Regions from separate parts of the Homo sapiens genome. Here region 1 is linked to region 2. The links are chromatin loops, found by intact Hi-C in ENCODE. Cell type or tissue: K562. All regions are shown on one strand. Each heading gives the region's core, and the rest is flanking DNA. Links, peaks and the distances in the headings are about the cores only. Region 1 overlaps DUSP6 (dual specificity phosphatase 6). Region 2 overlaps POC1B-DUSP6 (POC1B-DUSP6 readthrough).

The links. A loop is a pair of places that touch in the nucleus more often than their neighbours do. Peaks named below come from ENCODE experiments on the same cell type or tissue, not always from the same donor. Only the 100,000 strongest peaks of a DNase experiment are listed, where the experiment ranks them.
Region 1: a loop joins it to region 2, with 2.0 times the contacts of the local background. A loop is called at or near these places in 22 of 110 quality-filtered maps.

Annotation. Positions count from the first base shown.
Region 1 is chr12:89,334,998-89,350,656 of GRCh38, forward strand. It overlaps DUSP6 (dual specificity phosphatase 6), which reads right to left. Exons shown (of 3, transcript NM_001946.4): 2 at 15,591-15,659; 3 at 12,238-14,564. The coding sequence ends at 14,257. POC1B-DUSP6 (POC1B-DUSP6 readthrough) reads right to left here. Exons shown (of 11, transcript NR_189589.1): 10 at 15,591-15,659; 11 at 13,068-14,564. Among named protein-coding and RNA genes, the nearest start is that of DUSP6, 9.7 kb to the right of the region's middle. RefSeq lists enhancers at 11,176-11,355, 14,726-15,360. In K562, for the core only: no CTCF peak of the experiment used is centred there; no DNase peak of the experiment used is centred there.
Region 2 is chr12:89,385,509-89,401,167 of GRCh38, forward strand. The region is part of intron 9 of POC1B-DUSP6 (POC1B-DUSP6 readthrough); the gene reads right to left. LOC124902980 (a long non-coding RNA gene) reads left to right here. Exons shown (of 2, transcript XR_007063400.1): 1 at 1-1,010; 2 at 8,864-9,189. It overlaps LOC124902981 (a long non-coding RNA gene), which reads left to right and starts at 12,692. Exons shown (of 2, transcript XR_007063401.1): 1 at 12,692-13,217. In K562, for the core only: no CTCF peak of the experiment used is centred there; DNase peaks (open chromatin) are centred at 6,005 and 8,453.

The sequences.
Region 1 (15,659 bases), core at 2,937-10,936, 52 kb before region 2:
GGAGAAACAGAATTCAACTTCACTTCTTTCATTCCTCAAAGAACATGTCATGCAGGGCTGCACGTTAGTGGCCATCAACCAGGAAATATTTCGTAAACAGAATTTGTACTCCATTTATTCTGAGTTTACTTTTAGAAGCCACTTATCTCTTTTAGAAGAACTTCCCTTGCCAATCACCTTTTGGAAAAGGCCTGGAAGAGACACTCCCTGAGGACGTGCAGAATCCTAGGTCAACAGCATATACAGTGGAAATAAATAACTAAAGTATCTACATCTTAGGATGGTCCCTTTCCTTCCTAAGACAATCAGTCTTTTCAGAGCAATTGAAACACATATGCAGGTGTACACACATGGACGTGGGTGTACACACACACACACACACACACACATTGCAATATCTCCTCTAGTACATTCTTTGATATGTGACCATTACTTCTTCTCTAATAATTGTGATTAAAACTCCCAAAACAAGGAATGTCTTTGGAGATGGAAAGGCCACTAAAATTCATATTGTTCAATGCTCTCATTTTGCAAATGATGATGCTGAGATCCAGTATGTTAAATTTATCCCAAAGAATTTATATGCTCCTAGAATTTTCAGATAAGATTAGAGTTTCTCCTTTTGAGACCTCTTAGCGGAAAGATCAAAGGCTCTGAGGTCAGCCCAGCCCGGTTTCAAATCTCAGCGCTACTGTTTACCACTTGGAGATCCTAGATAATTAATCACTCTAAGCCTCCATTTTCCCATCTACAAAATGGAGATAATAAGAGCTGAAAGAATCCAGAATATAACACTGTGAAGAGTTTTCTTCTAAACATTCGTTATCTGCTTAAAAGCAGAGCCTCCTAAAAGAATTCAACTGTTAAAACTCCCCTCCCAGGAGTTTTGTAACCAGGAAAGATTGAAATCACCTAAACAGGCATTGTCACAAAATGATAGTATCTCCCATCTATTCTCCTACAGGCCTATTTATCTTTCCTACAAGTCATTTGTTTTCCTATAAGTAATCTTCTCCCTCTCTCCTCCTTCACCTATTCCTTCACCCTCTCCTTCACCCAATTCTAAGCACCTCCTTGAGTCATACTTTTTGGTAAATTCCCAAGTACTTATGTGAATAAAAATACATGTTTTCTCTTGCTAATCTATCTTTTGTGAGTTTAATTTTCAAGCCTCCAAAAGTTAAACCTAAGAGGATAGAGGAAAAAGTTTCCCTCCCCGACAGAGCTAACATGTATTAATTACTTACAACAATCAAGGCCCTGTTCTAATCATACTGAGTGTATTAATTCAGTTACTTCTGACCATGTCTTTTTTTTTTTATTTTTATTTTACAGATAAGGAAACTAAGGCACAGAGAGGTTAGCCAACTTGCTTAGCGTCAGACAGCTAGTAAGTGATGGAGCCAGAATTTGCACCTAGCCATCAAGCTCCAGAGCCCTTGTGCTTAACCACTGTGTGACAGTAACCTTACCTCGCAAGAGGGTACTAAAGATGAGATGAGATCATCTGCACACAGCTTCCAGCCTGGCACAAAGGAAGGGCTCCATAAATGTAGATGCCATTTTGACCATTAGAAAACCATCTGTCAATCTGCTGTTGATAAAACCAGGGTGTTTCCCATCTCTCATCAAGGGATTAGAGTAGCGCAAAGACTCTAACCTGTAAGCAATGTAACTAATTTGTGTTTTCATTAGCCACAGCTTAATGGCCGGTGTGGAGGGTATTGGAGTTCCAGAAAACAGACAAGGACAAGAGAGCCAAAGGATAAAAATCTATCAGAGGTATCCAGCATCATTCAATCGAACTTAACCTTCCAGTAACTTAAAAGATGTGGTTTTGTCTGTTTTGTTTGTTTTACCGCAGAGCAGGAATATTTCTCTTGACCTTTATATAACTTAGATGAAGTATGGCACAAACTCCTTTGATTTTGATTCCGGCCTCATCAGCAATGTTGTGATCGCAAATTCAACTCTATTCTCACCCTGGGAAGAGAGTAGTCTGTACCATGAGCAATATACCATGAGAAGAGTATAAAGCAGATGTTAAAAAGCTGGGCTTTTGGCCAGGCACAATGGCTCACACCTGTAATCCCAGCACTTTGGGAGGCCGAGGTGGGTGGATCACCTGAGGTCAGGAGTTTGAGACCAGCCTGGCCAACGTGGTGAAACCCTGTCTCTACTAAAAAAATACAAAAATTAGCTGGGTGCAGTGGTGGCCGCCTGTAATCCCAGCTACTCAGGAAGCTGAGGCAGGAGAACTGCTTGAACCTGGGAGGCAGAGGTTGCAATGAGCCGAGATTACACCACTGCATTCCAGCCTGGGCAACAGAGCCAGACTCTGTCAAAAAAAAAAAAAAAAAAAAGCAGCAGCTGGGCTTTCAAGTCAAACATCCCTGTGAGCAAATACCAGCTTCATCAAGTACCTGGGGAACCTTCAGCAAGTTACTTAATTTAAACTCTCTGAGTTTCTGTTTAAGCATCTAAAGGATGGAAATTTAATATCCCTACAAAACCTACCTCGTAGGATAGTTGAGCCAGCCTGATGGCAAACAGCACAATGTATTCTTTTTTAAATTCATAAATTGCACCAGGCATGGTGGCTCATGTCTGTAATCCCAGCACTTTGGGAGGCCAAGGTGGGCAGATCACTTGAAGTCAAGAGTTGGAGACTAGGCCGGGCGCGGTGGCTCACGCCTGTAATCCTAGCACTTTGGGAGGCCGAGACGGGCGGATCACGAGGTCAGGAGATCGAGACCATCTTGGCTAAAACGGTGAAACCCCGTTTCTACTAAAAATACAAAAAATTAGCCGGGCGTGTTGGCGGGCGCCTGTAGTCCCAGCTACTTGGGAGGCTGAGGCAGAAGAATGGCATGAACCTGGGAGGCGGAGCTTGCAGTGAGCCGAGATCGCGCCACTGCACTCCAACCTGGGAGACACAGCGAGACTCCGTCTCAAAAAAAAAAAAAAAAAAAAAAAAAAAAAAAAAGAGTTGGAGACTAGCCTGGCCAACATGGCAGAACCCTGTCTCTACTAAAAATAGAAAAATTAGCCATGCATGGTGGTGCATGCCTGTAATTCCAGCTATTCAGGAGGCTGAGGCACGATAATCGATTAAACCCAAGAGGCAGCAGCTGCTGTGAGCTGAGATTGCACCACTGCACACCAACCTGGGTGACAGGGTGAGACTCTGTCTCAAAAAAACAAACAAACAAAAATAATAGATTGGCTTTATGATTTATCAGTCTCTTGCAAGAAGTCTTCCATGACCTTTCCCTTCCACAAATGGATATAAACAAAAGAAAAATAAAATCCCCTGCTCCACTAAATTTTTGCAGTACTTCTGGATCTTACTTATGAAAGCAGTTTATGTTACACATTATGTGACAGTCGAAGTGCTGAGCATTTTACGTGCATTTTCTCATTTAATCCGGATAACAACAGTGTGAGGTAAATACCATTATTATTTCCATTTTTTAACAGATGGGAAACTTACTAAGATTAAGCACCTGGCCTAAGGTTACACAGGTAGCTAGTGATGAAGCTTATATTTGAACCTGCAAGAGTCTAAATCCAGAGACTATGTTCTTTATGCTACTTGTTACTTTATATCTTATAATGATTTATGTTCAAGGCTGTTTTCATTTCAAGGCTGAAAGGTCAAATTTGTGTCTAATTTATCTCTTTATGGCACTCAGAACATTCCCTGAATATAATAGGTTGTCTATGCCTTGTTGAATTAATAAATGAATAGTGGCATACATAATTCCATTCCCCAGAGCCTCATCAATTACAATTTATTTGCATTTTTCTAGGTGCTTTACGTCAATTTTCTCATTGAATCCTCCCAACTCCATCAGCTAAGTGTTATTATTATTCTCATTGCACAGGTGAAGAAACCAAGGCTCAGAGAGACTTGTCTGAAATTGAGGATCTACACAGACTAGGCAAGGTCACATGGCTAACAAGTGACAGATCTGGGTTCACATCTGGGAAAACTGAACCCACTGACTGAGCTTGTAACCATCACTCCTCAGCTGAAAATAGGATCAGAACAGAGATAGCCTCATCAAACCATGGGCATAATTTATGGTCCACTCAGCCAGCATTTCTCATTTTAAAAGTTTTAAACCTGAATTGCTTCTGTCAAAGAGTTAGAAGGGACTCAAAAATGTGAAACCTTGGATAGAGATCAGTGGCAATTCCAAAATATCCTTATAGGAAGGGTTTGGGAATAACAATCTCATTGAAATTGGGGGAGGGGGATAAGGAATTTTGAAATTATCGTAAAGCTATATTTTAATATGAAGCTCACTGTTTTGTCAATCAGATTCTATTATTGTGGGCTGCTGATGGATATTATAAGGGCATATTAAAGAAGTAATCACTATTCTGCTGGAGGATATATTAAAAATGTGTATTTCATGAATCTGTATGTATGTATGCCTATCATTTTTCAAAAGTGGTTTAAACATCAATAAAGTGAAAATTCAAATCAATAGATGACACAGAGATTTTTTGAGAATTCAAACATCATCATGACAATAATAAACGTCAGGAAGGTCTTGCAGAGATGTGTGAGTAGCCAGTAAATAGCCGTGCTCAGTGCAGTTGGTTGCACAGGAATAGCTGCAGGAAAAGAGAACGCACCTCGTGCTTAGAAGACCAAGGACTCCGAGTGCAGACGTGATCCAGGAAAAGGATGATGGCATCATTGCCGACCATTCCCTGAAGGGGTCGGTCCAATGTATTGTGGCAGTCACAAAAGCAAGCATCATCAGGAAGGATGTCAAAAACAAAATAGAAAGCACAATCTTATGAGCGTTTGCACACACGCACACACATATACACAGAGAGACACCAGAATTCATTGGCTCCAGAAATACTGAGTATAGTTCCAGCCATCAAACCTGAAAAATGGCATAATGAAACTGGAACTTACTTAAAGGAGGTCCCTTAAAATGATTAGGGTTTGAAAAGAAACCAAAGAGACTTTAAAACACTTCAGCCTAGAAAGACAAAACATAAGAGTTGGCGGATCAGGTTGATAAAATCACAAAGGGTACTGATTAAGTGAACACAGATTCTGACACCAAATCCCAGCAAAGCAGACCTAGAAGCCCTGGTAAAATTTTTAAAAAAGTGCTTTTAGGACTATTTATATTTTCAAGTGCTACTTTATAGGGCAAGTAACAAACTAGAAAAAAAATCATAACTCTAAAAGTCTATAGTTGTGAGCCCATGATAGTTATGGTGCAGTTATACCTACACTATATGCTCAGCCTTTTGATGTCCATCTTTGGAAAGACATCTAGCAAGCTCCCTTTAATGCTGTTGTTCTTTGAATGCCCTAAGAGAGGAGATGCTAGATTAAATGTTGGTTTACTACACATGGCAGATCTGGTAATTCCCAAACAGGACAATCAAAAGAATCACCTGAGGGCCATTTATAAAAAACCAGATTCCCAGGCTTCATTTCCAAAAATTCTGAATCAGTAAGTCCGGGGCTTAGCAACTCTAAGAGAAAATCCTTTCCATAGATGAATCCAAGGTATAAGTTGATTGGCTGAAATGGAATCATGTCCCACCCCTGAAACAATCACTGAAACCAGAAAATGAGGCCTTTTTTGGCCTGGGCTGGGTTATATACCCTTCCCTATGATGGGAATGGAGTTTTCTCCAGAAAAGAAGAAGGTAGATGACTAACATTCAGTGCCCCCTACTTCCTGAGAAACAGAACCTCAGTTATATTGGTACAAAAGTAATAGCAGTTTTTGCAATGATTGTAATGGCAAAAAACACAATTACTTTTGCACCAAACTAATATTAGGGGAAGCTTGTGTCCAACTGAAAGTCTGTATCCCCAGCCTCTCTAGCTATGGCCATGTGGCTAATTCCAGCCATTAAGAACATGGAGTACAAGTCTGCTGTAGGATTTCCAGCAGGCATCTTTAAGAGAATTGACTCAAGGAAGTAAACCTTTTTTCTTTTTCTCTTTCCTTCTTTCGGTGACAGAATGTATGACTGGACAGGGAATCTCTATCTTGTGATCTTTAAGATCAAAGACAGAAGAAGCCTGAATCTCAAATGATCTCATAAAATTGTCCTACCAGGCTTGAATTTCCCACTCCTGGCTTTTATAGATGAGAATAAACCCTCATGAGTTTTGATAATTTTCAGTTTTCATTCTCTGTTGTAGACTTCTGAACCTAGTCCTCCCTGATACTGTAGAATTCCACAACTACAAGTAACTGGGAAGGGAGGATAGGCAGACAAAAAAAATACAGTTATTTCTGCACTTTGCAACTTCTCTTTAAATTTTATCTCTCATATCCCTAAGCATCTTGATTTTTTATCTCTGTTTTACATCTTGAAAAATATTGTTGCCATCTCTTGCGAGGAAGTTTGTCTTTTACTACTTCCAAAGCTGGGTGTAATTCATTACTCACAACTGTCACATCTTTTCCACATCTATGTGAAAAACTAGCCCCTCTTCAAAACTGAGTTCAAGATTTAGTATAACCAAAAACACTTCTAGGCCAGCCCCACTTCAATCGAGATAATCAAAAGTATCTATTCTTTCAACTTAATCTCTCTGACTCTGTTTCCACATTTGTTAAATGGATTCAATGAGTGGATTTCAAATATGTTTAGGCACAAGTCCCACATGAGTCTCCTAGAACTCCATGTAGGGTTATACAGGTTGGGCATGGCCATTTGTATCATTATCTTTCTGACTGATACCCTGTAGAGCTGTGCAGTGTACATCCTGCCTCCAAATGTAGCCTGGTCCTTCCCTGAGGAACAAAGTTTGAAAAGCATTGTACTGATATTTTTAATGCATATACTCAATAGAGGACTAGTATTTAGAGTGTCCAAGCACCTCTGATATCAATACAAAAAAATAGAAGTAACACAACTGAAACTTGACAACAGATTTGAACAGGCTCTTCACAAAATAAAATATCTTATGGCCAATGAACACAAGAAAAGGATCCAACCTCATTAGGAATCAGAATAATGGAAATTAGAATCAAAATAAACTACCATTTCACATCTACTAGATAGGTGAAAACTAAAAAGTGTAAACAAAACAAGTGTTTATAAAAAATTTGGGAGAGTATGAAAAGTTAAATATCATTAGTGGGAATATAAGTTGGAATATCCACTTCAAAAACGATTTTAATTGTCTGAAATTGAGGTTCTACACAAACTATGCTTATTCCACTCCTCTGCAAACCACCGGGAAACGTGTACACATGAGCATTAGAATACATGCACAAAAGTATTCTTAGCAGTATTGTTCAAAATAGTCAAAATTAGGGGGAAAAACCCAAATTCTACCAATGTAAGATTACCTACTATAATGTAATACATGAAACACTATATTTTGCATGAAAATAATGTATACCATAGCTACACTCAATAACTTGGGCGACTCAATCTCAAATATAATGTTTTCTCTGACAAAATAAAAAAATTAATATTCTTTTATAAAAACTGTTTTATTTTATGGGTCAATCTAAAAATTTTTTTGTTTCTTTGTTTGAGCTGGAGTCTCGCTCTGTCACCAGGCTGGAGTGCAGTGGCATGATCTCGGCTCACTGCAACCTCTGCCTCCCGGGTTCAAGCGATTCTCCTGCCTTAGCCTCCGGAGTAGCTGGGACTACAGGCGTGCGCCACCACGCCCAGCTAATTTTTGTATTTTTAGTAGAGACAGGGTTTCACCATGTGGGCCAGGATGGTCTCGATCTCTTGACCTCGTGATCCACCCGCCTCAGCCTCCCAAAATGCTGGAAATACAGGCGTAAGCCACCGCACCCGGCCTTTAAAGAGTGTTTTGACGGCATTACTCTACTGTTAACGTTAGAAACAGATGAAAAAAATAGGAATAAAGGAACAATTATAGCAGTTGTTGAATGTTTTCAAGATTGAACCAAGAAATTAGTATGGCTAAACACTTTCATATCTATCTCCGTGGGTACTCACTATTACTCTCACAGTCCCACATTGAAACAACATTCACGCAACCAAGATGTGGCACATTGTACTTTCCAAGAACAACTGCAACAATATTTTCCATCTCTTGTGCTTTTTCAGAATTTTTCCTCTCCTCCATTAAAAGATGGATTTTTACGTTCTTTCTCCTTAAACTTTGTATGCAGCAGAAGTGACCTCTGAGCAGGTCATAAAAATCAACATAGTTTCCACCAGCCTCTCTCTCTCTCTCTCTCTCTGGGGATTTCACCCATGGAACCCAGCCACCATACTATGTGGAAATTTAGGCCACATGGAGAACCAAAGTCCCCAGCCCCGGCCCCTGGCAGAGGTCCCAGTGGGCAGCCAAAGCCAAAACCAACTCACCAGCAAAGTGAGTGAACTATCTTAGAAATGAATCCTCTGGCCAGCAGTTGAGCTGCCCCTGACAAAACTGCGCTGATCAGAGGCCAGCCTCCCCTGCTGAGCCCTGACCAAATGCAGACTTAGGAACAAAATAAATGACTGTTATTTGAAGCCACTAAGTTTTGGGGCGCTTTGTAATGTAGCAATAAATAAATGGAACATAAGATAAAAGGGTATTCCTGCTACAATTTTTCAGAGAGCCAGGTACACCCGAAGATCCCCTGCTGCTCCTTCCGCTCTTTCTTTCCTCCTTCTGTTCGTGTTTGCAGTAGGAATTAAACTGGACCCAATGAAAAATACTTAACGTGATAAATACTTAGATTTTCCCCAAAAGTAGGAAACAGAATTCTTTAGAATTAGCAACCTTTTCCAGACTTGCTTCGTGCTTTCTCGGATGTCATTATCAAAAAGTGAATGATATTTCCTCACTTTTCCTTTGAGTGTCTGAGAGTTCATGTTTGACGGTATGGTGGTTTAACATGTTTTTATTACATCAGTGATGGCTAATAGATATGCACGCCTTCTCTAGTGGTGTTTTCCATGACAAAGTAAGAAAGTGAGTGGGTCAAATTGCATACATGTGGGCCATTAATCCTTTCCTATATAAAAAAATAAAATGTGGGATCTAAAATGTTAGTTGGAAGCAGATAGGGAAATACAAGACCTTGCCCGGTAGTTTCTTCAGGGCTCCTCTTTGATTTGGGCACTTTAGCGGTTCCATCTAGAAACGGGTCATTGCCTTCAGCCTCTGAGGGCTCCTGGGAGGTCTTTCGTTGCCTTTTATTTTTAACTTGTTTCATCGAACCAGTGCAATGCACACCAAGGCCTGGATAAATATTTGTGAGTTGTTTGAACTTTGTTCTGTGCCCTTCAATATTCTCAGGAAATCGATTTTGGACTTTAAAGAAGTTTGAAAATTCGTTCACCATAACTGGACTGATTCAGGGCCAATTGCTAAGTGAGCAGTGAGAACACGGGAGGAACAAGGGTATTTGAAAGTCTTGCAGGATCTTTCCGAAAACGATTATGGCTGTGTGAGGAACTGCATATAAATTTACACCCAAAGTAATCCTTCTGAAGCAGCTGAAAGTCTGAAGACTGACTTTTTTTAAGAGGACATTTCAAGGATATTTTCTTACAGCCAGCTACCACATGATCTGCCCTGGCTGTATCCTAAAAACCCCCATCTCCATTATTTGCTAATTTGCTGGTCAGTTTACCTCTCTTCTTCTGTAGACCTGCACCATATATATGTCTTCTGCCTCTCCTCCTTGCTTCTTCACACCCTTCCCCTTTCCCCTGACCCACCTCCCTCTCCCAGTTTGCCTCTAGGAGGGATAAGAGTGAGGAAGTGAACTTCTTTGGGGCCAGTTTAGTTGTGTCATCCTGAAAGGGGAGTATGGGCAAGGGTCAGGGTCAGGCCCTATGCTAGCTGGTAGCCATTTTAGAGATACTTAGGAAAAGTAGTTTTATAATTTAAGTGCCAATGGGACCAAGGAAGAGCAACTTCTCTGCGGAGAAGGAGGATGGAAGTTTACCCCCGGTGGACACCTCTCTGACAGCACACCAGCTGGGGCCTCCCATGTGGCTGTGGAATTCACATGGAATTTGGCTAGTCATTTAACCTCTGCTTCCTCCACTTCCTCAGCTGTATAATGGGGACAGCATTTCCTAGCCGACATCATGAGACTTTATAAAGGGGAGCAAATACTGATGACAAGCAGTTTCCAACAGGAAGAGCCAAAGGCTCAAGGTTCAGTTCTGCAGTAACAAGCACTGGATATGCAAACCTTCTCTAACATTATGTGTCAGGTGTCCCATAAAGGTGGCTTTAGGCTTTATTGGCCTTTCTCTGCCTCAGTTTCCTCTTTGCAAAATAAAGATAATAATAGGACCTATCTCACAGAGCTGTTTTGAAGATTAAATGAGATACAAAGTATAGTATCTGGTACTCATGATAAATGTTAGTTATTTGTTTCACCTGCTCCGCACCTCATTTTATCATGTAATAAGTGTCACCAATCCATGAACAGAAGCTGGAATTATGAGAGAATCCTAGAATGGGAGGTAAAAACTCCCTCATTTTTACAGACAAGAAAAAAGAAATGCGGTAAGATTGGGTGCCCTGCCCAGGGCTACCTGATTCATTAGCAAGAAAGCAGCAGCTACAGTTCAGGTCTCCTAATTGTCAAGGTTGGTGCAAGTCTCAGTTTTCATTCCTTTGAAGACTGTGTTGGTATTTTTATCCCCAGATAACCCTTTTTCATTCCTATTTTAACGCTAAGACCAGTTCATACTATTAACCACTGCAATCTCTGTCTCCTGCAGCTCCCAGGAAACCTGCTGATAACCTCCCCTTCCCAAAAGCCATACCCCACCCTACCCCCCTGCCCCTGCAAAAGGCCAGGAAAGGTAGCGCTTTCTCAGAGACCTGAGGAAGCTACTAATGGGGACAGCAGGTGAGGAAGGAGGCGGTGGAACTGCAGCTGCTGGCAAAGGTTGCCCTAGTAACCGTGCGGGCTCCATTCAGGAAGCCAGCCCAACTCCAAGATGCAAAATGATCGCCTTCACGCGGCTACTGCAAGCACAAAGGAACCAGAGGAGCCCTGATATAGCTGGAAGAAAGGGAGGCACAGAGAGAGGTGGGGGCCCATGCTGTCAGTTACAACCTTCCACCTTCCACAGAAGAAAAAGAAGGAAAGAGAATAGCTCTTTGAATCTTCTGGCCTATGTGAACCGTAAAAACCACCCATTTAACATGAGTCCTTTGGTGAGAATAGAGGGAAACAGGCACCCCTCTGTTCACCAGCCTTCTGAAACAATATGTCAGGAGAAGGGGGAGAAACCTCAAACATTGCAACTTTATGGAGGCTCTAAGCTCTTCATACTCTCTCTCTCCTTTATTCAGACTGGTGACAAAGACCATTTGCTCCCAATTTATTGGAAACTTTTTTTTTTTTCACAGCTTGAGCTGCTTAGATGCAGCGAGCTCCCTCTCCCCAAATTGCAGTCAGACACTTGCTGAATGGGCCAGGCTCAATTATGCTCCCTCCACAGGTTCAGCTCACACTGTGACCCTGCATGGCTTCCTGCTATTCATATGTGTTACTTCCCCTTTGTGGTAATGGCTTGTGGCACTTAGCCAGAAAACATTATTAATTTCAGAAGTGGACTGACAAACAACAAACCCACAGTAAAACGAGAGGAAGTGCTGGGGAGGCCAGCTGTCGGCTTGAGCCAAGCAGTAGGAACTCAATGTATGCAGGTTCTAGGAGGAAAGAGATAATAATCCACAAAGAGGAAATGCACTAAAATTATCCACAGCCCATATTTTTTTAAAAAACGAAAGAAAGAAAAAGAAAGAGAAAAGAAATCAGAGAAAAGAAAGGGGGGAAAAGCACCCAGCTACTTGAGCTGCAGCTGGACAGGAAATTGCTAACGCTGCTTGCAAATCCTTACTTTGAACAGGCAGTTTAGGGAATGCCAGGAGCGGAAACCGTTCAGAACTGGATTAACACGAGCCAAGTTGAACTGCAATCCACTTCTCCTTTCTGTGCTCTTGCTGACTTGGGACACCCAAATAGGACAGACTGACTTGGTATATATATATATTTGCACTATTTCTGTTTGCTTTTTATACTTAGTTGCTTAAAAATCACCATGGACAGTTTTATATGATTGCCATCGAATGAAGGCCACTTGCCTCCTAAGTTAGTGTAGACGACCAAGCAGTCAACTCATGTGCCATGTAGGTGAAAAGCTCATTCTTCTCCCCACTTCACATGAAGGGACTGAGCTCATGCAAAAAGAGCCCCAAATATAAGTACGTTCTAGTTCTTTTGATTCCATACACCTGCCTTTTATTTTGGTTTGTGTATTTTTACATTTGAGGTAAGGAGAGGGTAGGTCCCAAGAAAAATGGCAAGATATAAAGTCTTTAGCTTGAAAAGAAACTAAAATAATCCCCACAAGTTTCAATAAGGGTTTCTGACCCACATCCCAAGCCAGTTAAACAAAAAAGCACATTACAACAGGGATGACAAAGTTGCCTCCTAAGTGCCAATGTAAAATTCTAAAGCCATATCCTGACACGGTGAGGAAGCTTAGATATGCCTTGCCATGCGCATGCTAGGGGAAAAAGTGGAGACATCATTCTGGATTCAGCATTCTCACACTAGGATATCTGCAGGTAGAATTGCCCATGACAACAGACTGGAAAAAGAATTATCCCTACTTCCTCTTTGGCATTATCTCAGCATTATAAAGCAGAAGATCCTGACAGTGAAGGATAGGGAGGAGGTTAACATGTGGCTGTCATCTTGGTATTCTGCTACACCTCTCTGTGGTTAATATCCAAATTGTATTCCTCAGCAAGCTATGCTCTATAGGTTCATTTTTCTTCAGGGGCTTTAAAATCTTAAGCCGGAACTATACTCATAAGAGGTATTGTTCATATACACGGTACAGTCGGTCCATTCTAGGATGTCATCTTTATTCGTGGCAAACGATGAATTTCATAAACTGCTGCTGAAAAACGTTCTAGGAAAAGCTTAAAAGAACCTTGCCCTACTATGCCTACAAGTCAAAATCAATCCCTGAATGAAAAAGTTCTAAAATGTGTCACTTCACACATAGGTATAACTGAGTTTTTAAAAACACACATTCAATAGCCAAAATAGTTATTTATTAATAATTTAAGGTTTTACATTCTTATAATAAATTCCAGCTCTAAACTTTACACCACGAACATAATGGAGAATTTAACTCTCCCTTCTTCACAATCAAATGCATTTCTCTTATCAAATGGGTACCCATGCTCACACACACACACTTCCAGTTTTATACAAATTTTTTTAAAGGAAAGAAACCAACCCAAAGTATTGCATTTGAGGTGACACTCCCTGAAGAATTTTATACAGAGGTAATATACTGTTTAGCACAGCTGAAGGTTTTTTTATTCTTTCTTTTTTTAAAGTGAGCCCATGATTTGGTGTCTTTCCCAGATTATCCCCTTTGCGACAACACAAGCAAAAATATTTACAAAGGTAAGGCATAGTCAAACTACATAAAGAGAAAAAATCATGAGGAAAATACATGAAAAAGACTAAAGACTTCGCCATAACAAGGTCTTAGTGATAATAGTGTCCGTAAAGATGTCATCAGAATTGGTAAAGTCAAGCATGCTGCAAATATACCCTTTGGATTAGAAAAGAGCACAATTTTCTTTTTTTGTTTTGTTCTGTTTTAAGAAGTGGCATACTGCTCTTTCTCCCTTTGGATAATTTCTTTTAAGCCCATCAAAGGAAAAAACAAACACAATTCAAACAAACACTGTCAAGTGATTCAAGATCAAATATTTACAATAATCAAATGGAGTATCAGATTTTTTTTTCCAAACTGATACCACAAATACAGAGCTGAAATCTCTCTTTGGCTCCTCTATATGCAAAATTGAATTAGTCTTCATTGAAGACAATTATATAGTCAGTTCCAGATGCAAAAGGAAACAGCCTTACAAGGCCCTAAAGAACACATGCTCCTACCCTATCATTTGGTTCTACCCTATGCGCCTGGAAGTCCTCGAATCCCAGTCCCTGCATGGGTAGGCTGTACACATGGGTACAGAGCAAACCTACTGCCTGTATCTATACAGCATGTCCTGTTATTCCAAAGAGAATGGAGCAAATCTCTCTGTTAGTATTAACCAATTCCGCACTTGGTAACCTTGTCTAGTACAGACAGCTGGTGTCATTTTGACACCTGGGGCCACACACAAAGAAAGCAGCCCAGCTGATGCTGCCAAGAGAAACTGCTGAAGGGCCAGACACATTCCAGCAAGGAGGGGTGTGGGGTCTTTCACGTAGATTGCAGAGAGTCCACCTGGTATACATTCTGGTTGGAAGGGGTGGTAAAATACAGCTGCTGTGCTGGAACCCTGTTGTCACATGGGCTGCTGAGTCCCAGCGTCCTCTCGAAGTCCAGCAGCTGACCCATGAAGTTGAAGTTAGGGGATATGTTGGATTTTTTCATTTTGACAATGTCATAGGCATCGTTCATCGACAGATTGAGCTTCTGCATAAGGTAAGCCACAGTCACAGTGACTGAGCGGCTAATGCCAGCCAAGCAATGTACCAAGACACCACAGTTCTTGCCCCGGGCTTCATCTGTGAACACAAAAAGAAAAGCAAGATCTCAGCAGACTGAAAACCACCCTTTGTGAATGATCAGTCTAAAAACTGAACTTGAAAACATAATAATAATAATAGTTGTGTGTGGCAGTTGAGCCCTACAAGCAGCAGAAAATGTATCACTGAAATGAAACATGTACACTGGACACAATTACATATTTCAGATATTTTCTGAAAAGAGAGCTTTTGTATTAAGTTTCTGCCAACAAAAAACTCCTTAATGGGTGCATTCTTTGCCTCGGCATGTGAATACCAGAAACCCTGCAATATGTTCGTGAATGCCTTTTACACAGACAACCAGACTGCAAGGGTCTATTAAATTATGCTCCAAATGTTGTGCAGCTAACAATGGAGGTATTCAGGCATTTTAAAAGAGAGAGGGAAGTCACAGGGGACGGCCCATTAGGAGGAACAGGATGTCGACACGGCCTGAAAATGAGTTCCTTTGTAATAGGAAATGCATTACAATGCCTGGAGATTCACTTCTCCCAGGCTTCCAGCCCACAGTTCTTCCTGCTGGGCTCAGGTTACCCACTGTCTCACTGTTACCAGTATCACCGCATCATTCAACTGGATAACATTCAGCATTCATACTGCTTTCCAACAACTAACTTGATGTCCTAAAATAACTCCTAGATGTTTTTAAATTATAAAGCAATGCTGGAATTCCTGTCTATAGTGAGTACTTCTATCTGACCCTTCCCCTGAGTCCAAAGACTGGGGGGAAAAATCTGTTGTCCGATTATGAACGACTGTCAATGACTGAATTCAAAGATTCAAGAAACAGCGTTTCAAATACACCTGTGATCTGCAGCCATGTCAAAAGGCAGGTTTTCTTCCTTTAGCAAGAAGATAAACCAGAATTAAGGACGCTCTAGGAACATTAGAGACCTGCAGTCAGACAAATTAGCAAGCAGCAAGAACGATTAACAGCTTAAACTCTATGAATGGCTAGGAATTTTGCATTTAAATGTCAGAGCGACGACTATTAATTAGTCTCACCTATGAAAGAAATGGCCTCAGGGAAAAACTGGGACAGGTTTTGGCTCCAGTGATCCGAGATGGGGATTT
Region 2 (15,659 bases), core at 4,579-12,578:
GCACGCCTGTAGTCCCAGCTACTCTGGAGGTTGAGGTGGGAGGATGGTTTGAGCCTGGAAGGCAGAGCTTGCAGTGAGCACAGATTGTGCCACTATACTCCAGCCTGGGTGACAGAGTGAGACCCTGTCTCAGAAAAAAAAAAAAAAAAAAAAAGTCAAAAGTTAGTCTCATGAGTCTGCAAAATCAGTAATTTGAATCCATTTCAGGTTTCAAATCATGGTTGGTTTAGATCCCTGTTCCTAGTGTCCTATTTTTATTGGAATTTTACCAAGAGGAAAATTGAAACATAAAGACAGGGCTGAACACAAGGTGAGGGCTGATGTGACAAAGGAGAATTTCTCTTCTGGAACTCATCTACCTGGCTCTCCACTCAAGCACCTGGCCTCTGGACATTGCCTAATTACCTTCTGCCAAGATAGTGGGTAATAAAGGAATTTCAGGTGTTACCTTTGTAAGAGTTTATGTATTTTAATGGGATATTATGAAGAGAGAAAATGGGTGCTGAGGAATGATTTCAGCCCCTACCCAAACAACACAGGGTAGTCACTTAGTTTTACGGCAGCGGCTATCATTTCTGAGACTTAAAGGCACGACTCCCTGGAGACAATCCGGGATAATGTGACTTCTCAACTCACGCATATGAAATACAGTCAGTGTGGGAGTGAGTCCTGGAGCCATGACAGCAAGAGGCCAGCCTCTAAGAGATGATCCGTACCTTGCTTTTCGGTCTTTAATAACTTGAGATATTGCTGCCAGCTACTTAACCAAGCTCTGCAACTGCTGTAATGAGAAAGTGATGACCTTTGGACTTACAAAGTCCTGCACTCAAGTCCCCCATGTCCAAATTTGCCACTTCCTGGATGTGTGGCCCAGGTCAGCCTACTTAATCTTGCTGATATTCCAGTTTTTCATCAGGAACAAGGCTGATCATAATACTACCTTGAAGGATTGCTGTGAGGACTAGCTAGAGGGATTGTGTGAGAGTCCCTTGCCCAATGTCTGGAACACAGTAGGTATTGAACAAATATTCTTTCCTTTTGCCCTTTCCCTCCTTTCTCACACAGCAGGACAGTGGAGACAGGCACAGCCTGGCAGCTCAGCTCCTCTCACAAATCGTTCTCTCTGTTCTCACGAGATTAGCATTTCTAATAGGATCAGGAATTCTTTCTAATTCATTGATTATTAATCCTGATGTTTGCAAATAATCTCTCCTGATTTGCGCAGAACCAAGAACTTAATGCTCTTTCAGGGTTTAAATTTATTTATTATTATTTTGTTGTTATTCAGTGGAAAGGTCCAATTTTATTCCACCAGAAATTGTCTGGATGGCTCTCCTGCTAGATAATTAAAGCTAATGGAGCCCAGGAGCTATGCAAAGTAGACACTAAAAGAGGATTGTTTAAAACAAGATGGGAACCGTCTGCTAATAGTGCCTTGCAGCCAGAGATGTCAGGACATCTCAGTAGAATTGTGGTAACAAATAAGCAAGAAGCAAGGTACCTAAGAGAGCTAAGAGTGGTGGGGAGAAGAAGAAAAACAGAGCAAGCAGGCAGACAGGGTAAATAGGGAGAGACCCCTCAATACAGAGACGGTCTAGAGGTGAAAAAACTGGGGAAAGCTGTTTCTGAAATCTTCATAGGGGACTTCGAAGGGAAAAATTTCCCAACATCCAGGCCTTTTATAATTTTGAGTAACAGCTGCCTTCACAGTAAATGTGTTTCTGTCATGATACGTGTACAAGTACATCCCTTATTCCAGGCCTGTCCTCACAGTGTGGCCTGCCGAACTGTGCAGTTTACATCTAACCGACATAGAAAGCTTCTGCCTTTCAGCAAATCAAACGAGCATTCGAGTTAAATGGCCACACTTTCATTATTGTTCTTATTATTCACAGTCTGCATTACTACCACAACAGTGGCACCGTTAAGCAATCCGTCATTTGGGCCAAACGTGAGTTTGAGGAATTCCACAGAGATCTTTTCATATTTGACCCAATAGAGTCTTCCAAGGAGTCTTCTGAACCACTGGGGTCAGGAAGGAGACATGAATTTTAAGGGTTTTACTACCAAATGTCCTTTGCTTTATTATTATCATTATTATTATTATTATTTTTAAACAGGGTCTTGCTCTATCTCCCAGGCTGGAGTACAGTGGCTGGAGCGTGGCCCACTGCAGCCTTGACCTCCCAGGCTCATGTGATCCTCCCACCTCTTGGCCTCCCGAGTAGCTGGGACTACAGGCACACACCACCACACACAGCTAATTATTGTTTTTTTTTTTTTTTTAGAGATGAGGTTTTGCCATGTTGCCCAGGCTGGTCTCAAACTCCTGAGTTCAAGCAATCCTCCCACCTTGGCCTCCCAGAGTGCTGGGGTTACGGGTATGAGCCACTGCACGTGTCCCTTTGCTATGTTTAGAAATTTTTAAAATAAAAAACAGTTATCCATGTTTATGGTAGAAAATTTTGAAAGTAAGAACCATCTAAATAAATATCACCCATTACCTCATTAACCAAGGATAATGCTATAAACATTACTGTTTTCTTTTTCTTTATTTATTTCTTCTTCTTCTTCTTTTTTTTTTGAGCCAGAGTCTCCCTCTGTCGCCAGGCTGGAGTGCAGTGGTGCAATCTCGGCTCACTGCAACCTCCGCCTCCCTGGTTCAAGCAATTCTCCTACCTCAGCCTCCCGAGTAGCTGGGACTACAGGCACCTGCCACCATGCCCAGCTAAATTTTCTTGTATTTTTAGTAGAGATGGGGTTTCACCATGTTGGCCAGGATGGTCTCAATCTCCTGACCTTGTGATCTGTCCACCTCAGCCTCCCGAAGTGCTGGTATTACAGGCATGAACCACCGCACCCGGCCTCTTCTTTTTCTTTCAAAATTGTGTTTACATTTTCAATATAAAAGTGGCATAGAAAATGTGGAAAACAGGGAAAAGAAGAAAAAAAGTCCATAATTATTCCACCTTAACTACTATCAAAATTTTGGTACATTTTTTCCTTAGGTTCTTTTTTGTCTTTATGAATAACATTCCTCCTTTAACATGGCAGCAACCAAACTGTATATACAATTTAGTATTATGACACTTTTGCCTGACATCATCAGAAGCTTTTTCAGGGTGACAAGTTTTGTTTTCAAAAATTTTCATTTCTACCAGCACTCTAATACTACATAGAGTAGTTATATTGTTGCTTACATTAAACTATTTCCCTAGAGTTAAAATTTAGTTTGTTTCCAGAATTTGTTATTAGAAATACCATTGTGTCAACAGTACTACACTAATAATTTTATTTTATTTTATTTTACTTTTGAGATGGAGTTTCACTCTTGTTGCCCAGCCTGGAATGCAATTGCACAATCTTGGCTCACCGGAACCTCCGCCTCCCAGGTTCAAGCGATTCTCCTGCCTCATTCTCCCAGGTAGCTGGGATTACAGGCATGTGCCACCATGCCCGGCTAATTTTGTATTTTTAGTAGAGATGGGGTTTCTCCATGTTGGTCAGGCTGGTCTCGAACTCCCGACCTCGTGTGATCCGCCTGCCTCGGCCTCCCAAAGTGCTGGGATTACAGGCGTGAGCCACCGCGCCCGGCCTATAAAATTTTTTAAAGATCCTGGAAGTGGTATAATTCTGTTATCTCAAGTTGTTTCTATTATGTAACAGACAATTATTGAGTGCCTTGATACATGCAGGATGTTAGAATAGCTAACAGAATAAGATATAGACCCTATACTCTGGAGACTAGTCATATAGCAGAGATAGATACTTATACCACACCTTTAAGTTCACCTTGAGAAGTACTACAATAGAAGTGCCAGGATCTAATGTACAGAAATCATTTGTTCTGTATTTGGCTCATAGTAAGTGCCCAGTAACAAAATGATGACAATAATGATGACTGCAGCCACCACACTTTTTCTTTTTGAGACAGAGTCTTGCTCTGTTGCCCAGGCTGGAGTGCAGTGGCACGATCTCAACTCACAGCAGTCTCCACCTCCCAGTTCCAGCGATTCTCCTGCCTCAGCCTCCCAGGTAGCTTCAATTACAGCATATGCCACCATGCCCAGCCAATTTTTGTATTTTTAGTAGAGGCAGGGTTTCACCATGTTGGCCAGGCTGGTCTCGAACTCCTGACCTCAGGTGATCTGCTTGCCTCGGCCTCCCAAAGTGCTGGGATTACAGGCGTGAGCCACTGCACCAGGCCAGCCACCACATTTCTCATAGAATCATTTAAATGCTGGTTTCCGTGATCCACATTTATAGAAAAACAAAATCAAGAGAGCAACGAAAAGTTACTCATTAATTATAAAATCACTGCTAACCCACTATATGTCTAGGCTATGGCAGCAAATAGCAAAGATTATGAAGTTCCTTTTAATTGCTAAGACAAAGTTCCTCATAGAACACAAACCACTTCCATAGTAATATACTAATAGTGTGAGGTCAAACCAACTTAAATGCTGTCAGACAGCATGACTGTCCTCTTCTGAACATGACATGGGTCAGATAGAGTTATTTTTAGATAAGAGATAAGTCAGCTTAACTACACTTCTATGTCTTTAAAAATAAAAGCCCATATAACTTTGGGGACCAAGACAGATTAAGGGAATGCTAAAATTTTCCATAGGTAGATTTTTTTTTTTTTTGCATGTAATTCCTGATTCCCACCATTGCTTTCAGCAGCCCGGTCCACAGACCTGAACAATGGTTAATGTTTAAAAAGGTACAGCGTGTTCTGCTTAACAACTCTGCTCATTTCCTCTTCCTGATGGTGCTGCTGTGATTGCAGAACTCAAGTAAGGGCTTTTTACTATATGAGAATACATGAGAAATGATGCTCAAGTCATAATAAATGTGAGATTAAGGTCACTTGAAGATAAGAAGGTTGCAGCCTTAAGGAAAAACTTCAGTTGGCTTGGACCTCTGCGGGGGCAGGTTTACTGTAGTTTGTGGAAATAACCCACAGCTACTACTGAAATATGTGTAAGGATTTCAGACAGGAAATGAAGGAAATGCTGCATTAAACTAAAAGCACTTTAGGATTTAAATAAGCCGAATATAGATTCTCTGGTGAGAATTTGATCAGGGCACTGCTGGCATTGGCCCACCCTCTCATCTACAGTAGTGGAATTACAGTCTGCCTATCAAGTCCAGAATACAAAGTGCTTTCAGTCCTCTGACTATCCTCTTTCCTCTTTTATTAATTCCATTTCTCATTAAAATCCCCTGTACAATGTTCCATGAGAGTGAGCTCAAGGCAGCTACTGACATTTCCCATAAATGATACGCCCAATCTTCTTCCTACTAATCCAATTAGTTCTACTTCCTTCAAACTTCATTCAAAACTCAACTCATCTGATCTATGCCTGATGACCTTACAGTCATTCCTTGTCACTGTAAACCCTCAGCAGTTATTGTTGACTGATTTGCTCACTATGACCATGTGTTTACTTGTGCCTGGCATTAGGCTTGGTGCTGGGGCTACACTGATGAGTAAACCCCAGTCACTGCCCTCATGGAGGTCACAGTTCACATGAAAAAAACATCCTAATAAACTGTGATAAGGGCAATGGTCAAGATAGGCATGCGGAAGTATGAGGACAAGACATTCATCCTCTGGGGTGTCAGAAGGCTTCCTGGAAAAGCTGATGCCTGAGCTGGATTTTCAAGTAGAGGAAGGTCGGGGAGATATAGATGGTAGGTAGTGTAATCCATGAACAGTTGAGATGGCCCTGTGTGCCATGGTATGCTTGGGTGTATTCATGACTTTCACTTCATGAGAAGTTCCCTGTATTTGGGTTCTTTTCCTACAATTGAATTATAAGCTCTTCCAGGAACCATATTTTCTACTTATTTTGCCTTCTTCCCCTTGGGTCTCTTACAGTCCCCAGAGAGTTTTAAAGAGTTGTGTTTCACCATCCTGGGAAACACACTGCTGACTCACTGACCACCTCCAGGCCACTCTGCCCACCGTGTGTTAACAAGACTGTGTGGCCATGGAAAGATATGTAAGGCTGCAAGCCTTTTATCAGCTGTCAGGATAGACCCAGGAAGACACACAGGTCTGACTCAAAGCACATATATACTGCCTAATGGAAGAAACCATCCAAACCACTTACCCAGAAGTTCCACAAGCCCATCACATGCCATCCTTCCACTATTTCATATTCTTAGCCTTTGGTATGGTGATTTAAATTTTACATTCAAAGAGTTCTGCACCAATATTTCTATTAAGATTTCATTGGATAATTTTAAAAAGTCACTAAGCAAGTATGGAATGGATTTTCTACTCATCCCACAGAAACAGAAAGTAACCATTTTTTAAAATTAAAATCTTAAAATTGATATGGTGGATACTTTTACTGAGGTGGTCCCTGCCTCAAAAGTTGCCACTGCTGGGCAACTCACTGTCCTCTCTTAAGTCATGTGACTTTCTTTAGCAGTGGAAATACTTAGTGCACCTCATGAGTCTTGGAGAGTTTCGTTGAGTTCCTTTGCTTTGCAATGAGAAGATCGGATCCAGGTTGAGGTTGAGGGCGGGTATATGTGCTTTGTTTCCGGCCTCATATTTGGCCTCTAGGTAAATAGAACTCCACATTTCAAGGCTACCAAATCTTTCATGGATGGTTAAATCCCAATCCCTCCCCCACTCCAGGGTCAGGGGTGGAGGAAGGAGGAGAGGTAGAACAACAGGGTAAACTGAAAACAATCAATCAAAAAAAGACAGAAAAAAAGCACCGAGCCAGTTTCACAGGCTCCGTTGCTCCAAAGCCATCATTTCAAGGTTATGGCTTTAAAATTATGGAGGAGGCAGCTTTCACCTGAGCCCTCCTTAATGGAAACAGCTGGAATCTAGCCTGCCTTTGGAAATAAGAGAGGACAATCCTGGAGCATAAAGCCAGCTGGGAAAAACTGGTCACTGAACACAAAGCTTTTTGAACTACCAAATAAAATACATGGGTACTTTATTTCCGATGACCCAGTAGCAGGGCCTAAATCATATTTGAGTGTGAAAATGAAATTAATGGCCTGTGTAAATTCCCCAACTAGAGTTTCCAAATTCTGGTCACCGGTGTCCTAACAAGCAAACCGCACAGGGAGGAGATGGTTAAATAACAGCCACTTCCAAACCCAAGGCTCTATACCACTGAGGAGGAAGAAAGACAAGCCATACTTCCTAATTTAGTTAAACTAAATAGTATCCAGATCCAGTTACCCATTTCAAACATATTAGAATAACTTTATGCAAATACTTTGGGAAAGCAAATAATATTCATGAGTGACCTTAACTACAAGCCCCTGTGTCCTTATTAGTCTATCAGAGATATTAATATTAGAACTTAACTCAAAAGACAGTGAGGACATGTTTTCATATAAAAAAGACATGTAGGCCAGGCAAGGTGGCTCACACCTGTAATCCCAGCACTTTGGGAGGCTGAGGTGGGCGGATCACGAGGTCAAGAGATTGAGACCATCCTGGCCAACATGGTGAAACCCCATCTCCACTAAAAATACAAAAACTAGTTGGGCGTGGTGGCACGTGCCTGTAATCCCAGCTACTCGAGAGGCTGAGGTAGGAGAATCACTTGAACTCAGGAGGCGGAGGTTGCAGTGAGCCAAGATCGCACCATTGCACTCCAGCCCGGGTGACAAGAGCGAAACTCCATCTCAAAAAAAAAAAAAAAAAAAAAAAAAAGACATGTAATGTTTTCAAGTCCTCACATGGTAGGCACCTAAAGGTAATTTGCTTCCTCCTTTTCTTCCACGATTCTGACTCCATTTTCTTATGATCTTGGCAGTTGGCTATAAAACCAACTTCTGGCTTTTCTTTGCTCATGTTTGCATTCCCAGCAGGGTCTTGAAAACTCATCGAGAACAGAAATCTTGTCTGATATGCTGTTGTTCCCACAGAGGGCTGGACATAGTAGGTAGACAGTAGGTGCTCCATGCATTTCTTTTTATGCCTGCAATGAACTGCTTCACTCTTTTCAGATGTTTCTCCCCTCTTAATTACACACAAAGGATGGTAAGAAAACATAAAATGTTTTTCAATACTTCATGGCCTTTCCCCACATTTTAAGACAACCAGTCTAACAGGAAAGGAACCAGAAGGGGGAAGCTATTTCTTAACATATTTGACCTAATTAAAGGGCGATGCCTGAATTTCCCAACGAGGACAGCATTACTGGAGAGATAACCCTCCAAATGGCTTTTTAAGTACAGTCCCAGCAAAATGAAAGTTTAAAGGAATTATCCATCCAAGAGTGTGTTTTACAGATAACCCCTTAGCTTTACTGAACACAGCTCTCTAATCTGTTGCAAAATACCAGCACTCTTGTGGCTGCCTCATTGATACCATCAACCACCAGGCAGAGAAAGTTTGGGGTGACTTGAACTTCTATAGATAGACTTCTATAGACAGATACTGAAGGACATTCAAGATTACCCAGTTTTGCATTTCACAGATAAGCAAGCTGAAGCCAGAGAAGTTACATATGTTAGAGATGCAAAGATGAGTATGACGTTGTCCTTGCACTCAGGGAGCATGCATTCTAAGAGGGAATGAGAGACAAGAAATATTCAGCTGTACAACAACACAGAGTGATGAACGTAAAGGATAGCATGAGGGCCAAAATTCAGTTAAGGAGAGTGAGTCACTTACTTTAAGCCCTAAATTTAAAGGGACACCAAAAACTCAGTAATCAAAGAATATTATAAAGATAAAGACAGTATCACTAGCATTACTAATTTTTTCTTTTGATTCAGGCTCCAGTATGGCTCAGTAAGACACTATTGCTGATCCTGTCATTAGTATTTTAATAATTCGTTCACATGAATTTTTGTATTTAAAATATTGCAGGCTGGGCGCAGTGGCTCACGCCCGTAATCCCAGCACTTTGGGACGCCGAGGTGGGTGGATCATGAGATCAGGAGTTCGAGACCAGCCTGGCCAACATGGTGAAACCCGTCCTGAATAAAAATACAAAAACTAGCCAGGCGTGGTGGCACACGCCTGTAATCCCAGCTACTCTGGAGGCTGAAGCAGGAGAATCACTTGAACCTGGGAGGCGAACTTTGCAGTGAGCTGAGATTGTGCCACTGCACTCCAGCCTGGGCGACAGAGCAAGACTCCATCTCGAAAAAATATAAATAAATAAATAAATAAAGTATTGCATTAAAATAGTCTTTCTCTTAGTTACTGAGTTTTTTGTTGCCACTTCCCCCTGCCTCCCTCTAAAATTTTGTACCCTAGGCAAGGGCCTCACTGTCCTCTCTGGGAGAATCTACCAGAGGCCAGGGTGGGGCTGGGAGGAAAAGGAGAGGCTTTTATGTGTATTCCAGCAGAAGTGCAAGGTTTTTAATTCCAATTTCAAAAGGCTTACAGAGCAGCTCTGCCTTGATCTGTTTTAACATTTTGTATGACAGTTTGCTATATTCCTTGTTTGGAAGAAAGAGATTCTCAGGTTTAAAAAATGTTTGAAAAGTTCTAACAGTAATGAGAAACAATTAGATTTAAATACATAAGGCCCATCACATAGATCGTGGGGTGTGAGCAGGTGATTTGGGGGAGAGAGTAAAGAGCCAAGACAGAAGGGTCTGAAGACGCATAGCCTCTGCCTGTCCCACCAGAGGTGCCATGAGTTTCAAAGGTCAGCTGTTTGCTTTCTTTTCAAGCTTCCTCTGTAGAGTCCTGTCAGCAAACTCATTCCACGGCATGTTTGGCCATTTTCCTAGGCCAAATGGCTTGCATCCCCACTTTGTGGGAGAGGGGGACTAAAAGGATAATTTTTAAAAATTGACTATTACAATAGAGTCTTCTTCTCTTAGACAAATGGTTAACATATGGGGAGGGTAGGCCGGGCGCGGTGGCTCACGCCTGTAATCCCAGCACTTTGGGAGGCCGAGGTGGGCAGATCACGAAGTCAGGAGATCAAGACCTTCCTGACCAATATGATGAAACCCTGTCTCTACTAAAACTATAAAAAATTAGCCGGGCATAGTGGTGGGCACCTGTAGTCCCAGCTACTCAGGAGGCTGAGGCAGGAGAATGGCGTGAACCCGGGAGGCAGAGCTTGCAGTGAGCCGAGATCGGGCCACTGCACTCCAGCCTGGGCGACAGAGCGAGACTCCGTTTCAAAACAAACATACAAACAAACAAATAAACAAAATATATATATGTGGAGGGAGAAGAACAGAGTGAGAAAAAGAAAATAACCTAGAAATGATATAAAATTGAATTAATCCAGCCAGACATTTTTGGGGGTTGTCACACCAACCAAATCCAGGGAGAGACTTCTCATTGTCATCTGCATGTAAATAGTGTTCCCCCTGGAGTCATGCAGTGCACGACCAGTTGACTATATGGGGCAGCAACAGTTCATGACAGTTCTGTAAATATCCACCAGGGAATGGCAGCTTGTGTTTACGTTTGACCAATTCACGAACTCTAATTCAAACAGTTAGGATTGCTTGGTTTTAACAAGATGGCTTCTCAAATTCCACAAATTTTCTTTAAGATCATTCCATAATTTTCTGAAGAGCAGAGATTTTCATTCTCTTGAATCCCTGCAATTATTAAAGGAAAAGGAGATGTGCGTGTTTATGTGTGTGCGTGTGTGTGTACTGACAAGTGATCAAGATGACAGGGGAATTTGGGAAGATGCTAAAAATAAAGGCTGCTAAGAAAGATTTCAAGGTCAGGCCAGGCGAGGTGGCTCATGCCTGTAATCCCAGCACTTTAGGATGCTGAGGTGGGTGGATCACGAGGTCAGGAGTTCAATACCAGCCTGGCCAACATAGTGAAACCCTGTCTGTACTAAAAATACAAAAAACTAGCCAGGCGTGGTGGCAGGCACCTGTAATCCCAGCTACTTGGGAGGCTAAGGCAGGAGAATCTCTTGAACCCAGGAGGCAGAGGTTGTAGTGAGCTGAGATCACACCATTGTACTCTAGCCCAGGTGACAGAGTGAGACTCCGTTTCAAAAAAAAAAAAAACAAGAAAGAAAGTCTGATTGGAGTGAGTTTAACAAAGAATGGGTGGAACTGGAAACAGTGAATGAAGACAACACTTTCTAGGGGTTTTTCTACAAAGAGAAGAAAAATAAATCTGCAGCTGAAAATGGAAATGGGGCCTAGAGAAGGGTTTTGTCTATTCGGGTTTTGTTTTTGTTTTGACATGGGGTCTTGCTGTGTTGCCCAGGCTGGTCTCGAATCCCTGTACTCATGTGATCCTTCTGCCTCAGCCTCCCAAGTAGCTGGGACTATAGGTGACAGCCACTAAGCCCAGCTTGTCTATCTCTAGATGCAAAAAATTAAAGCTGCATGCTGATGACAATGAACCACAGAAGAAAAAGAAGAAAAACTTGATGGTTCAAGTAAGAGAAATTTGCCAAAATAAAGTTTTTTAGAGACTTACTGGAGCTACATCCTCGGGTAGGCAAAGGGGGCTAGGATCCAGTGCCCAAAGTGAAGTCAGTTCTTCCATGTCAAGAGAAGGGGAGGCAAGGCTTAGGGTCGCAGATACTGGAAGGTGGGTAGAAGGGTTGGTGGGGATTTCAAAAACTTCCAGAGGCATCTATTTTCTCACCAAAATAGGAAGCAATGCCATCAGCAGAGAGTGGGCAGTCTGAAAGTGTAAAAGAATGAGCCGACTAGGGAAATGGCATATGATTATTAGGACATATGAAAGAGATGAACAGGTATAACTTTACGATTATTATTATTTTTGAGACAGAATCTGGCTCTGTTGCCCAGGCTGGAGTGCAGCGGTGTGATCTCAGCTCACTGCAACCTCCGTCTCCTGAGATCAAGCAATTCTCCTGCTTCAGCCTCCTGAGTAGCCAGGATTACAGGTGCACACCACCGCACCTGGCTAATTTTTGTATTTTTAGTAAAGACAGGGTTTTGCCACGTTGGCCAGGCTGGTCTTAAACTCCTGACCTCAAGTGATCAGCCTACCTCGGCTTCCCAAAGTGAGCCACCGTGCCTGGCCAGAAGAGGTATAACTTTAGAGCAGGAAAATCAGGAAAGAAAGAAAACTTAAATATGTATAAACTCTCACTTGGCAACACCACTTCTGGGAATTTTTCTTAAGGAAATGATTAAGGAACTTTGCCTGAATGTTCACTGGCTGGACTGTTTGTAAGAGCAGGCAGTTAGAAACAAATCTAAGAGCCTCACAATAGCAGATTGGTTATATTTAACCAATTTCCTAATCGGTGCAGCCTTTCCAATGTATTTGGTGTATACGTTGATATTGGAAGTTATTAATCATACATTTAGAAGAAAAAAAAGTCCCCATGTTTGTAAAAACTTTTACTTGTATGTTTATCTCTATCGATTAATATGCATCTATGTGTTTAAAATTGGTAATCCTGGCCGGGCGCAGTGGCTCAAGCCTGTAATTCCAGCATTTTGGGAGGCTGAGGTGGGTGGATCACGAGTTCAAGAGATAGAGGCCATCCTGGCCAACATGATGAAACCCCATCTCTACTAAAAATACAAAAATTAGCTAGGCGTGGTGGCATGCACCTGTAGTCCCAACTACTCGGGAGGCTGAGGCGGGAGAATCGCTTGAACCCAGGAGGTGGAGGTTGCAGCGAGCTGAGATCATGCCACTGCACCCCAGCCTGGGTGACAGAGTGAGACTCCGTCTCAAAAAAAAAAAAAAAAAAAAAGCAACATGACCTAGAGTAATATTTTGGTTTGATACTGCATAAACATGTTTCATAATCTGTGTAATAGCAAACTTGATACTTCCTGAATGTGTCTGTCATTAGCACACCCTTTTCTGTTAGAAGAGAGAAAAAAATATTTTCTTCCTGTTCATAATCAAGGAAATCATTAAACTGAGAAAACTCGTTGCCCTCAGTTATATACTGTCTTTCACTTTTCTTTTCACCTGTCTTCTTTTCATCTTCTCATGCAGAGATGGAGCAAAGAAACCGTCATACTCCAAATGGTGGTGTTTAACCTCAAGTTTGTTTTAAATATACCTGCCTGACTCTGACCAGAGATCAAAGTGAACATCACAAATAACGGGACAAATTGACATTATGTGTCTTCTGATATGACGCTCTGAGAGGAACACAGCACCATAAGGTGGTATCTGTGATATCTCTGGCCAACCATAAGGAAACAATTACACAAACCCAAACTGAGAAGCCTGCAAAATAACTGGCATGAAATCTTCAAAAATATTGAGATCATGAAAGGTAAGAAAAGATAGAAGAATTATTCTAGGTTGAAGAAGACTGAAGAAACATCAAAAGTAAATGAATCGCATGATCATGGGTTGGATTCAAAAATAGGAGGAAAAAAAATGTCCATACATATTGGAACAATAGGTTAATTAGAATGGGATGACTGAGATGGTGTACTAAATGGTGATACTGTGGAAATGCCAACTTGCTGCTCTTGACAACTGTGGCTGTGTAGGAGAATGGCCTTGTCTTTTGTCTTTTTTTTTTTTGACGGAGTCTTGCTCTGCCACCCAGGCTGGAGTGCAGTGGCCCGATCTCGGCTCACTGCAAGCTCCGCCTCCCAGGTTCACACCATTCTCCTGCCTCAGCCTCCCGAGTAGCTGGAACTACAGGTGTCTGCCACCACACCTGGCTAATTTATTTATTTTTTATATTTTTAGTAGAGACGGGGTTTCACCGTGTTAGCCAGGATGGTCTCGATCTCCTGACCTCGTGATCTGCCCGCCTCGGCCTCCAAAAGTGCTGGGATTACAGGCGTAAGTCACCGTGCCTGGCCTTTGGCCTTGTCTTTTAGGAAATTCACACTGACATTCCTAGTGGAACTGGAGTATCATGTCTCCAATTTTCAATTGTTTCAGAAAATAGGTAAGACAGATAGCTAATGATAAAGCAGCAAAATGTTAACAACTGGGGAACCTGGGTAAAAGGTGTATGGCAATTCCTTGTGTTATTACTTCATCTTTTCTGTAAATTTGAAATTTTTTTCAAAATAAAAAAGTTAAAATAAGAACTGTTGAAGTGCATCATGAAGCAATTGTCATTAGGTTACTTATTTACCATTACTATTAAAATGAATATGCTATCTCCATAAAACAAATTGCAAATACAGTATATCTATAGATAGACATACACATACATATTATAAGATATAAACAAATAATTATTTTTTGAGACAGAATCTTGCTCTGTAACCCAGGCTGGAGTGCAGTGCTGCGATCATAGCTCACTGTAGCCTTGAACTCCTGAGCTCAAGCAATCCTCCTGTCTCAACCTCCCAAGTAGCTGGGACTACAGGTGCGTTCCCCCACACCTGGCTAATTAAAAACAAATTTTTTTAAGAGATAGGGTCTCACTGTGCTGCCTAGGCTGGTCATAAACTCCTGGCCTCAAGTGATTCTCCTGCTTCAGCCTCCCAAAGCTCTAGGATTATAAAAATGACCCACCATGTCTGGCCTATTTATTTATATCTTACCTATGCATATGTATATCATTCATCTGGGATCCTACAGACTTGCTGAATTCGAATCTGGGTGAGCTCCCAGAAGCTCCAGGGATTATTGTGGTACATAGCCAGCATGGCAAACCAACCTTGAATCAACTGCTCCCAGTTCCAGGAGCTCTGGGTTGGGCCTGGGAAGGAGGAAATTCTGTTTCCTGTCCTTGTTTTTCTCTCACATTTCAAGTCCTGCGCCCACCATCTTTTCTGTCTTGCTATTTCACACATGAAGGTGTAAATACCTGATAATAACTTAGTGTAGATTCCCAAACTGTGCTCCTCAACACGGATGTGTTCCCAGAAAACAAATGAATACAGAAGCAGACAACCCATCTGATTCTTGGGTTAAATACGTCTGCATAATGCTTCACTCTGTAGTTCCTTCCTGGAAATGGGTAATATGTATTAGGTTTTATAAATGGCTCTAAAGTAGCCTACTTCATTTTGCTTGATTCCATACTTTGCAAACATTTTTGGCGTGGGAACACTCCCCCAGCCCACCTTAACACCTGTCACATAATATCCAGGGACTCTTGTGTTCTCCAGGTTTACTTCCTCCAGAAAGCTGCGTGAACCGCTTAGGATGCCGATGGGAAACACCTAAAGGTAATCAGGCTCAGGCATGACTCAGTCACCTGGCTCAAGTCATCTGTTGTTCTCACATCTCACATCTCTGCCTTCTTGTGTGTGTGTCAGCTTTATCCTCAGAGTGACTTCCCTCGTGAAATTTCAAGATGCCGTGAGCAGCATGCAACTGGATCTAAGGCTTCTCCCTTCATAGTGAGGGAAAGAATGGATTTGCATTTTGTCCACTCTGGTTGTACTACCCCTGATTCAATTACTGGATCAAGGAAAATAGGATTGTTGTGTTGGCTTGGACCCATCTGGGCTCATCCTAATGGCTTCTAGGGTCCCATTCACACATGGCGGCTACACAACAGATGTTGAGGAGGAAATCAGCATGTCCTCCACCTGAACATCCTCCACAATGTGGAATGGAAGCCAGCAGGGCATTGCACCATTCTTTACCCTGTTTACCTGTCCTGGGGCAAGGAAGGCGCCCTCTGAGTATAGTCCTTTCCTGAGGTGGAATAAGCAGGGCAGGGCCAGAGGCACAAGACAGGGCACTGAGGAAATGATAAGAATACCAGTGTATTGGCAGGGCGAGGTGGCTCACG